Linked DNA regions of Mus musculus: region 1 is linked to region 2. A link is a loop called in an ENCODE intact Hi-C map of the cell type or tissue named here. Cell type or tissue: left cerebral cortex. All regions are shown on one strand.

What was found. A loop is a pair of places that touch in the nucleus more often than their neighbours do. Peaks named below come from ENCODE experiments on the same cell type or tissue, not always from the same donor. Only the 100,000 strongest peaks of a DNase experiment are listed, where the experiment ranks them.
Region 1: a loop joins it to region 2, with 5 times the contacts of the local background. A loop is called at or near these places in 2 of 42 quality-filtered maps.

What each region holds. Positions count from the first base shown.
Region 1 is chr2:129,405,928-129,410,927 of GRCm38, reverse strand. No RefSeq gene overlaps it. Among named protein-coding and RNA genes, the nearest start is that of Il1b, 37 kb to the right of the region's middle. In left cerebral cortex, CTCF peaks have their summits at 2,268 (motif pointing right) and 4,185 (motif pointing right); DNase peaks (open chromatin) are centred at 1,372 and 2,228; H3K27ac peaks cover 2,553 bases.
Region 2 is chr2:129,195,785-129,200,784 of GRCm38, reverse strand. Slc20a1 (solute carrier family 20, member 1) reads right to left here and starts at 2,012. Exons shown (of 11, transcript NM_015747.2): 1 at 1,793-2,012; 2 at 721-1,336; 3 at 462-602; 4 at 200-285. The coding sequence starts at 1,066. In left cerebral cortex, a CTCF peak has its summit at 2,809; DNase peaks (open chromatin) are centred at 1,231, 1,619, 2,117, 2,430 and 2 more places; H3K4me3 peaks cover 3,044 bases; H3K27ac peaks cover 2,997 bases.

The DNA of each region.
Region 1 (5,000 bases), 210 kb before region 2:
GGATGGCTCAGCGGGTAAAGGTGCTTGCTGCCAAGACCTGGGTTTAATCCTCAGGACCCACAGAGTAGATGGAGAAAAGCAGTAACTGTAGGTTGTTCTATGACCTACACACACACACACACACACACACACACACACACACACACACACACACACATAGATGCAAGAAAACAATTTAATTTATATTTAAAGTTATGGGACAAGTGAACATACTTAAGAGAAATCGGTTTGGTAGAGAAAGGGAAACACATTTTCCTATATGTGGCACTTCCATGCATTTGTGTTAACGAAGGAGCCAGTCATGGTATAAGCAAAACGCACAGTTGTTGCAAAATCAAAGAAAACCCAGTTCTCCACACCCCTAGATGTCCTAAGCCAGTGTCACAACAGTTATGTGGTTATCGTGTGTCACAAATTAAAGTGACACAGTAAGACAAGACAAAACAAAACAAAAAATCTACCCGATGAACTAATAGCGGCCACCAGCACACCAGACTGGCTCATTGACTCTGGCACAGGAAAAGATGCTCAATAGTCACTGTAGGGCAGTGGCTACAGCCGGTAGGATGCCTCTAAGGATCCATCAAAATTAACTAAAGCAAAGGCACTTGAAAAGATGTGGGGCCACTGAAACTCTCAGTCAGTGCTGGTGAGAAGTTCAAAATGGCCAGGCCACTCAAGAGAACAAGCGTGCAGTGAACAGCTGACACAGCAAGTCTATTCCTAGCCAAGAAAAATGAAGATGTAAGTAGACATTAAAACTTATATATGACTATTTGCAGCATCTAGATTGACGTGAAATTGCCACCAGTGGTCGAATGTATATCCAATGTTGTATATATTCGTACAACAGTTAAACACTAGAAAGAAATGAAAACATTAACAAACCTAGATAATTATAATGAACAAGGGAAGCCCGACACCAAAGACAACACAACACACAATTCCATCTAAAGACGTTATAGAAAGGCCCAGTTAAACTGTGGTGACAAAAAAGTGAATCATGTCTGCAATGGGGTTAGGGTAGAGGGTGACTTGATTGGAGTGTTGGTTTAAGGAGTTGGACATTTATTGAAAATGAGGAGGTTGTACGTACCCTCCATTGGATATTTTGTTACATGTAAGTTATACCTCAATAAGACAGTGGGGGTATTTTTTGTTGATTTGGTTTGGGTTGGGTTCTTTGAAACAGGGTTTCACCTCAAGTCCAGTTTCCTTGGAACTCATGGTGTAGACAAGTTGGACTCAAACTCGCACCCTTGAGACTGGATCAGCATCAGACTAGACTCACCGGCATGAGTCAGCTTGTCTAGCTTAACATTGATTTTAAAAGAAAATATTATAGCTAAGTGTGACATCCATAGGACCCCTCATAAGTATATACATCAGTATTTATACATGTCAAAGAAAGGGTTTAGCTGGGGTATCAAGTTATGGTCCTTTTGGGGTCCAAGAGAGCTTTGGGGTAAGACGGGGATATAAAAACAGGGCTGGTTCTTTCCCTGCAGATTCTAAGGTCTTTGCATTTTAGAAAAAAAAAGTTGCTTAGATAAAAGAAGGCCAGGAAGCAACTGGAACTTCAATGATTAATGAGCGTGCCAGGGAAAGATGACATTCAAGTCCGTGGTTTTTAATTCTAGAAGTGGGGGCGGGGCGGGGCGGGGACGGTGGATCCACATCCCATGGGAACTGAAAAGAAAGATGCTCTTTGTTATCTGTTAGCCTTTCTAGCACAGAAAATGTGTCCAAACAAGGATATAAACTTCGACAAAAAATTAATCCTATAGTTCGTAAACAGAGAGTTGTTTGTAAATAGAGAATTGTGATCCTTCTAGTGCCAGCTCCTCAAGGACTGGGAGAGCTCTCGCCCCCTCCTCGGCCTCCTCTGTGGCTTCTGCACAGCAGGCTCCTTCAGACCAACCCAGTTTGCTACCCACCCAGCTCAGTTCTCTGGTCCCACCATACTTTTTAAGCATTATAGAATCCTACATCTTACTCCGTAAAATATGAATCATCCCAAGTTTTATATCAGCCATCTTTTTATAGCCACAGATAGGGCACATTTAAAAATATACGTTTCACTTTTAGTATACCGACTAGCACATACGGACGCTATTTGTGGATGCAATGCGTTGACATGGAGCTGGAGCACAAATAGCGCATTTTTCTTATAATATCTATTTCCCCCTATCTTTATTTAGTTCAGTTTTGCATTACGAAGTTCCTGGGCTGATGAACTCAGCTTGGTAAACTCGCTCGAACTGCGGGCGTCCTGCCACTAGGTGGCAGACGGGTTGAGTCGCGGCTCTGCTTATCTGCGGTGGAAGCAGGGGCCTCCTAGCTCTTGCTGCCTGCATCCCTGGGAAGGGAACTTTCCAAATGACCGCCCAGTAAACATGGCATCTGTTTGCTAACATCCGTAGAACGTGACTATCTAATGATAACCAAAAACGTGCTTCAGAGGAAAACCTTCATTGAAAACGTTAGATTTCCAGCCCAGGATTCTGAACGCAGGGACTTTTCAGCCAAGCGAAGGTTTATTAGCTTCAGGAAGCCTGGTTTTGCTCACCATTCTTAAACCAATCCAACCAAAGAAACACTAAACGCAGCTCATAACCCCTGTTTTGATATAAGATATTGACCTCTTTTGCCTCCAATGTGTTCCTCTCTGATGGTCAGAAGTCCATAGACCAGGTCTGGGGCAAAGTTGAGCAGTACTGACAGCGCAAGGAATTGGAGAATCTAACCAAGTCTTCCCACATGCATGCCCTCGCCTGCTCCCCACTGAGCGGACTCGTACCCACTTATTTTCTTTGGGCATTTTCTGTTTTTCCCTCTCCATCTCCGGCTCCCTAAAACTGCTCCAGATAAAAGTTGACTTGAGGACCCAAAAGGAGTGAAGTGACACTGTCCTAGTGAAAGGCACAAAGGTTCTCTCTCCTCCTCACTAAGTTTGTGGCCCGCGTCCTGATCCCTGTTCCATTTTTAGTCGACATCCTGATCCCTGACCCAGGCCTTCTGTTTCTCGATTAAAATCAAACTTTAGCAGGAATTCCGCGCAGTCAGGCTACTTTCTCGCCCTGACGTCTAACCACGTTCCTCACTCTGAGTCATCATCGCCCAGGTGACGTGCAGTGTCCTGCCCAGTCATCTGCAAAAATCCTGTTAGGTGAGTATACCAAGAACCTTCCTGCCTCCTGATATTTCCTGTCTATCCTGTGCCACCCTCTGCCACCCACCGTGCTCCCTGCTGTAGATTTTCTCCTGCCCCTGCTGTATCCAGAACCCAGCCCAGCTCTGCACTGCGTTCTCTTTCCCCATTGCAACAGTCCTAAAATGAATCTGTTTCTCCCGTTATAACAAGTAGCTCTGGCTGTCCTTCAATGTGGGGTCATTTTTACTTCCGGGGTAATTTTTCTCAGAGAACCGTTTATTTGTTGTGACATTTCCTGCCTTTAACCTACACTTTTCAGAGCTGTGCCTTTATGTTAGAGCCAAATAAGCCTTCCCAGGACTGGGAACAGGATGGTCAGGCAGGAGGGAAGACACTTGAAGAAGAAGGAATCCTAGAGGAGCCCTGGTACTTGCTGCCCCTCCTATTTCCGGCTGGGTTCTGGGACAGGAGCAAGACAAAATCCCAGAGGTATTTAGACATCTGTGGCTCCACTGGGAGCCAGGAAAGCTACAAGCTGTAGAGAGATAGAAATGATGGCACTCATAGCAAGAAAGTACTGAATTCTGTGCAAATACAGGCAACACGAGCTTTCTGTGGTCCAGAGATCAGAGGAAAATCTAAAACTTTCCTTTATTCTACATCTCACACAGAGGGGTCTACAGGCCTGGAAGCATGTTAGTATGGTGAGGACCCATGCTGTCTTTTAGTGGGAACCACAGAACTCAAGGCCCATGATCTGAGGTCATGCAGCCAGACATATATCAGCATTTTCCAGAGCCACCACAAACAATGCCTTTCCACATGATCCCTAATACAAAGCTGGTTTCTGCCACAGTACAAGAGGAGAACTTCACCTGAGATTAAATACATTATTTTATTTGGGAAGTTATACTTTGCTTTATTAAGACTTATTTTATTTCATTTACGTGTATGGTGCCAGTGTGAGGGGGTTGGGGAGTGGGTGGGAAAATATACATGTGGGTGCAGTACCCTCAGAAACCAGAGGAGGGCGTAAGATTCCCCTAGACCTGGAGTTAAAAGTAGTAAAGAGCTGCCTCCGTGATTCAGGTGTCTCCTGCTTCGTAGGCTGCACAAAGTACATGGGATGGGTCATCTCGGGGCAGAACCTGCCAAGCCTGAACAGGAAGAGCTCTGAGTTGCGGTTTAATACATGCACATCTCTGTGAGACAAACACCGCAATCCCCATTGTCTCTGACGCTATTTGGCTGATGGGAGATGAAACTCAAACTTTTGCGTCTGGCAATTCTACACCTAGCTAGCACGAGCTCTCTTTCATTATACCACACTTTGGGCGTACTGGGTGACTGCCTTAATTTTCAAAATGTCTAACTTCAATCGAAGTGACAATGTAGGCATAGCAACCATGTCCTCTAACTTCCTGTTGATTCGGCATTTGGCTCCCAGTCAACCCCTTAAATGTTGGCTATACCCTGCCACCCAGCAACCATCCCTCCAGAAATGCCTTTCCATTTCTTTATTTGTAGACCTGTACTGTTCAGAGTGGCAGCCATGGCCACATGTGGCTACTGAGAACTTGAAATGGGACTCACTGAAATATAAAGCCTAAAACACACACTACATCTTATGTACAAAGCACAACATAGGATGTAGACAATCTCACTGATAACTTTTATATGATTACATATTCGAATAATATTTCTGATATTTCAAATTAAACAAAATATATTAAAATTTATTTGACCTATTTCTTTTTATTATTAATTATTTTTTTCTTTCTTTTCTCCTTTTCTTTTTTCTTTTATGAGACAAACTCACATTATTGAGTCCTGGTGGACCTAGATC
Region 2 (5,000 bases):
TCCTTCCTGAATGCCCTCTGGGGCATTAAAAACTTGCTTCTTTCACAGAACTCCACAACATACAGGAGGTATACAGAACAAAGAACTTTTTAGCTTTTCAAAGCCACATACTTACATACCAGTCACATCTGAGAAGAATACCAGTGAGTTTGAACAAGACTGAATGTGACTCATGAAAGGTCGCAAGTAGAAAGGTTACCTTACGGAGGATGAACGCACGAACAAGGAAGAATAAAATTCCAGACATAATACCAGAAAGCAGCGGAGAGACGAACCACGACATCACTGGAATAGAATACAAAATGAAGTGTCAGGTCTGGAAAGTACGTTTTTGTTAACAAGACCCCGAAATGGTAGGTGCTCCATTTCTGATACTCTTCAACTTGCCCCTCCACTTCACTCCCACTCCACGACACACAGCAGCACACAACGAAAATAAAACCATTTAAAATTCAACATACCAATTTTTATCAGTTCAGACCACTTGACACCCTTCTGCCCATTTGCCACAAGGGAGAAACCAATGGTTGCACCGACAATACAATGGGTCCCAGAAATCGGAAGCTTCAAAAACGAAGCCACGAGCTGCCACACAGCAGAACCTGAAACAGAATTAATCAGATTTTGTCAGGTAGATGGCAAAACTGTTACATAAGCAGTGCGTCCTTGCGGAGAGAAGGTTCAAGACTGGAGCGAACATAAGGTATAACTACAACTTACCAAACATAGCACTGACGGAGCCAGCCATGAGCAGATCTTGAGTTTCGTTGTACAGCTCCACATCTATCAAGCCGTTCCGGATGGTTTCGCTCACTTTGGCCCCCAGCAAGGCGGAGCCCACAGTTTCGAAGATGCTAGCTAAGATGCAGGCTTGCTTCAGGGTCACTACACCTGAGCCTACAGCTGTACCGAACGAATTTGCTACATCATTGGCTCCCACGGAGAATGCCAAGACAAATGCAATGATGAAGCCCAGGATGAGCATCCATAGATTGTCATACTTCGGTGGAGCGGAAGCAGTAACAGCAGCTAGGGTACTAGTAATCGTTGCCACAGTAGATTCCATTCTCTAGTGTAGTGGTTCTTTAAATAATAAGAGAATTACTAAGCGGCTTTTGAGATGTGTAAACGGAATGAGGTATCAAAATGCTATAATAAATAGTATATATTATATAAAATTAAATACTGTAAACTACGGCACGGAAACCGAGCTGGGGAGTTACTGCTATACGCTGCTGCGTCTGGGCGTCTGTTGTCTGGGGTTTCTTTGGCTCTGGAGGGCTAAAAGCACGGAGCAGAATTCCATGGCGGATTAGAGAAAGGACGCAAGTTCATCCTGGGGGGACGAAGTGGAAGAAAATAACAATAGCGGCGCATCTCTGGGAAGAGGGCAGCCTGGGACTCCGCATAGTCCCCCCCCCCCCCGCCCGTCACTTATGTCTTCAGTCCCCCAAACGCTGTGCAAGGTGGGGCACAGGGCGATCTCTGTGCTCCCCCACCCCCCACCCCGTCCCGCCCCGCCCCGCCCCACGAGTTCTGTTCAGTCTCCGGCCGCTTGCCCGCGCGCGCCCTCCGTGGATGATCGGAAAAAAGACCATTCCCGCGCGCGCCTGCCGAGGACCGCCGAAAAGGCCCGCGGAAGGGCGCGGCGTGCGTGGGGAGGCGGGAGGAGGACAGCAGCGTAGCGGGGTCCTGCAGCCTGCATCCCACCCCCGCCAGCCAGCTCCCCACACCCGAGCCCACTCCAGAGAAGAAAGGACCTTTGCACCACCGGTGCCGCGCCGCCACTCACCAAAGGAAACTGAGGGCCGAACAGAGAGACCAGAAGAACGAGACTGAGGCAGGCTCGAGCCACGGTCGCACAACCCAGGACGGCAACACCGGGCACAGCACGGAGGGACTCTCTACCCACTCGTGAAGCAGCCGCGGGCGCCTCAGCAGGCGAGAGGTGAAAACACGCAACGCGCGCCGGCGGCCATCATATAGAGAGCATGCCGCCGGCTCCTATTTATAGCCGGTTCTGCGCCCCACGTGACCTGCCGAGCCTCGCGCCCGCCCGAGGTCCCGCCTCCGATGTGACGCAACCACAGGCTGGTCGGGCGCGCCTAGCCGGGTGAGCTGGGCAGCGGCGCTGATTGGCCTGGACGTCCCCGGGGCCCCGCCCCCAACGAGGAGCTGGTCCACGTGGGACTGGCTGGCCGCCTCCCTGCAGCCTCGCCCGGGTTATCCTGTCTGCGCTGGCCACGCCGGGTGGCTGCGGGCGGGGACTGTGGGGGAGTCTCGCCCAGACACGCGGGGACTGAGGCCGCCACCAAGGTCGTTCCGAGTTTCTCCCACGCGGGCCCGGGTCAGCTCGGTGGCGACGCGGAAGAGCGGGTGTGCTGAGACTTGCCCTTGGCCGGACCCGATCTGTACCTCGCCCGGAGAGGGTGGAGGGATCTCACGTGGCCACCTCGCTCCCGCAGTCACGCACTTGTGTGAAAACGGAAAGATTCGGGAGTCACGAGGATAGGCTTGCGTTCCCAGCTGTGGCACTGCGCTGAGGGAGAGCCATGGGTCATTAGTTTCCCGGCGCCGGACCTCCGTTTTAGGAGCCCCGGCTATGGCGCAGCGGGGAGGATGTTACTTTGGATTCGAATTCTTAACTCATATTTGCTGCAGTGTGTCACCTTGAACAAACCCTAGGTCTCCTCAAGCCGAGTGCTCTGGAACGAGAAATAATAGCAGAGTGAGAGAGACTGGAGGACGGGTTGGAATTGTGTGTAAAGCACAACAAAGATGCATTTCCTGTCAGCTCATCGGGGCTAGTGGCGACAGGCAGTACTAATTCAGGTATTCTGGTTACAAGTTCTTACCCAGTAAGGAGAATCATATTAGCTAAGATATAAGCATGTGACTGGAACTCAATAGATGTTCAGGAAATGAACCTTCATTTCCTCGTTACTTTTTTTTTTGAATGTGCCTGTTTTAGAATATAGGAAAAGGTTACAGAGGATGTCCTCATCCTGAAAGTTTTCCCATCCCCTTTTGAAATAAAGATTGCTTCCTGGTCCCCTACATGGTATAAGGTTGTAGTTCTGACAATGGATTAGTTCGTTTTATTGCCTAAGCTCAGAACTAACTAGTCACCACTCCTTGGGAGATTTAAGTTATGTGGGTTATAAAGAAACTTAAGAATTCCAGCCAGAAATACCCGGTTTAGAACGCTCTAAAACGCTCTCTGCTCTCCAAAGGTAGGGCAACGAATAGCAGAAACAAACATGTTGTAAATTATAACTTCACAGGAGTGTCCTGTGACCTATAATTTGGTAGACTCAGAATCTCGTATAGGTTATACAGGTCTATTGACCTCAAGGTCATGGCTGGAAAACAACCTTCATGTTCCAGGACACTGACCCCAGTGTGTAATTCTGGCATCTTCAAATGCAACACTCTTTGCCCTTACTTCTTTCCAAGGTCATAAAACATTGAATAAAAGGACTGGTTTGTTAAAAGGTTGTTAGTGTCCTGCCAATTAAAACAATTTTTGAAGTAATTATTTGTGAGGAAATTGCTCATGACTTTGCCCACTGTTTGGATGTGCTTTGCTTCAGTCTGTTGATGACCATGCTTTTGCCTCTTGAAATTGAGACAACCAAGGTGAGCAGCCATGGTGAATAAGGCCCATCCAGGTACAAGAGCAGAATCCAGAGCCAGGTTTGCCAGATGTGAAGGCATCACTGTGGTTCAGGGAGAGTATAGTATTTTGAGACTTGGCTTTATGCTACTTTAGTATCCATGTATTTTCAGGCAGAGACAGATTTCTCTGTCTCTAGAGAGTCCTTACTGTCTTGAAATCAAGGAGGGGGGATGTGATGGTTGGTCAGATGGTTTTAGATTGTCTTGTTTTTTGTTTGTCTTTTGTTTTTGTTTTTGTTTTTTGAGATAGGGTGTCACTGTGTAGCTGTCTGGTTGTCCGGGAACTTACTGTGTAAATCAGGCTAGCCTCGAAATCACAGAGATCCCCCTGCCTCTGCCTCCCAAGTGCTGGGATTAAATTCATGCACTTCTATACTTGGTTACCAGTTTTAATATTCAACTTGACCCACTCTAGAATCACCTAGGAAGAGAGTCTTGGTGAAGGCTTGTCTAGATAGGTCGGCCTGTGAGCAGGTCTGTAGTGGACTGTCTCAGTGTGGAACGCTGAAGTCTGAAAGTATGTGGCACCTTTTCCTGGTATCATAGTTAGGGTTTCTTTGCTATGGTGAAACACCATGACCAAAAAGGAAGCTGGGGAGGAAAGGCCTTATTTGGCTTATACTTCCATGTTGTTTTTCATCATTTAAGGAAGTCAGGAGAGGAACTCAAACAAGGACAGGAACCTGGAAGCAGGAGCTGATGCAGAGGTCATGGAGGTCTGCTGTTTACTGGCTTACTCAGCCAGTTGTCTTATAGAACCCAGACCACCAGCCCAGTGATGTCTCCACACACAATGGGCTGGGCCCTCCCCCATCAATCCCTAATTAAGAAAATTCTTTTTGGCCTACAGAGATGGCTCAGCGGTTAAGAGCACTGACTGCTCTTCCAGAGGTGCTGAGTTCAATTCCCAGCAAACACATAGTGGCTCACAACCATCTGTAATGGGACCCGATGCCCTCTTCTGGTGTGTCTGAAGACAGCGAAGTGTACTCCTGTACATAAAATAAATAAATAAATCTTTAAAAAATTTATTTTCTCAGTTGGGGTTCCCTCCTCTCAGATGATTCTGCACTGTGTCAAATTGACATAAAATTAGCCAGCATGCCTGGTTTTGGGTCCCTGGACTATACAAGAGTAAGGGGCTGAAGAGATGGCTCAGGTGTACTTGTTCTTACAGAGGCCCCGGGTTGATTCCCAGCACCCACATGATGGCTCGCAGTTGTCTATAACTCCAGTTCCAGGGGATCTAACACCCTCTTTTGACCTCTGCATGTACTAGGTATGCACATGGCGCACAGATATAACAGGCATACACATCAAAT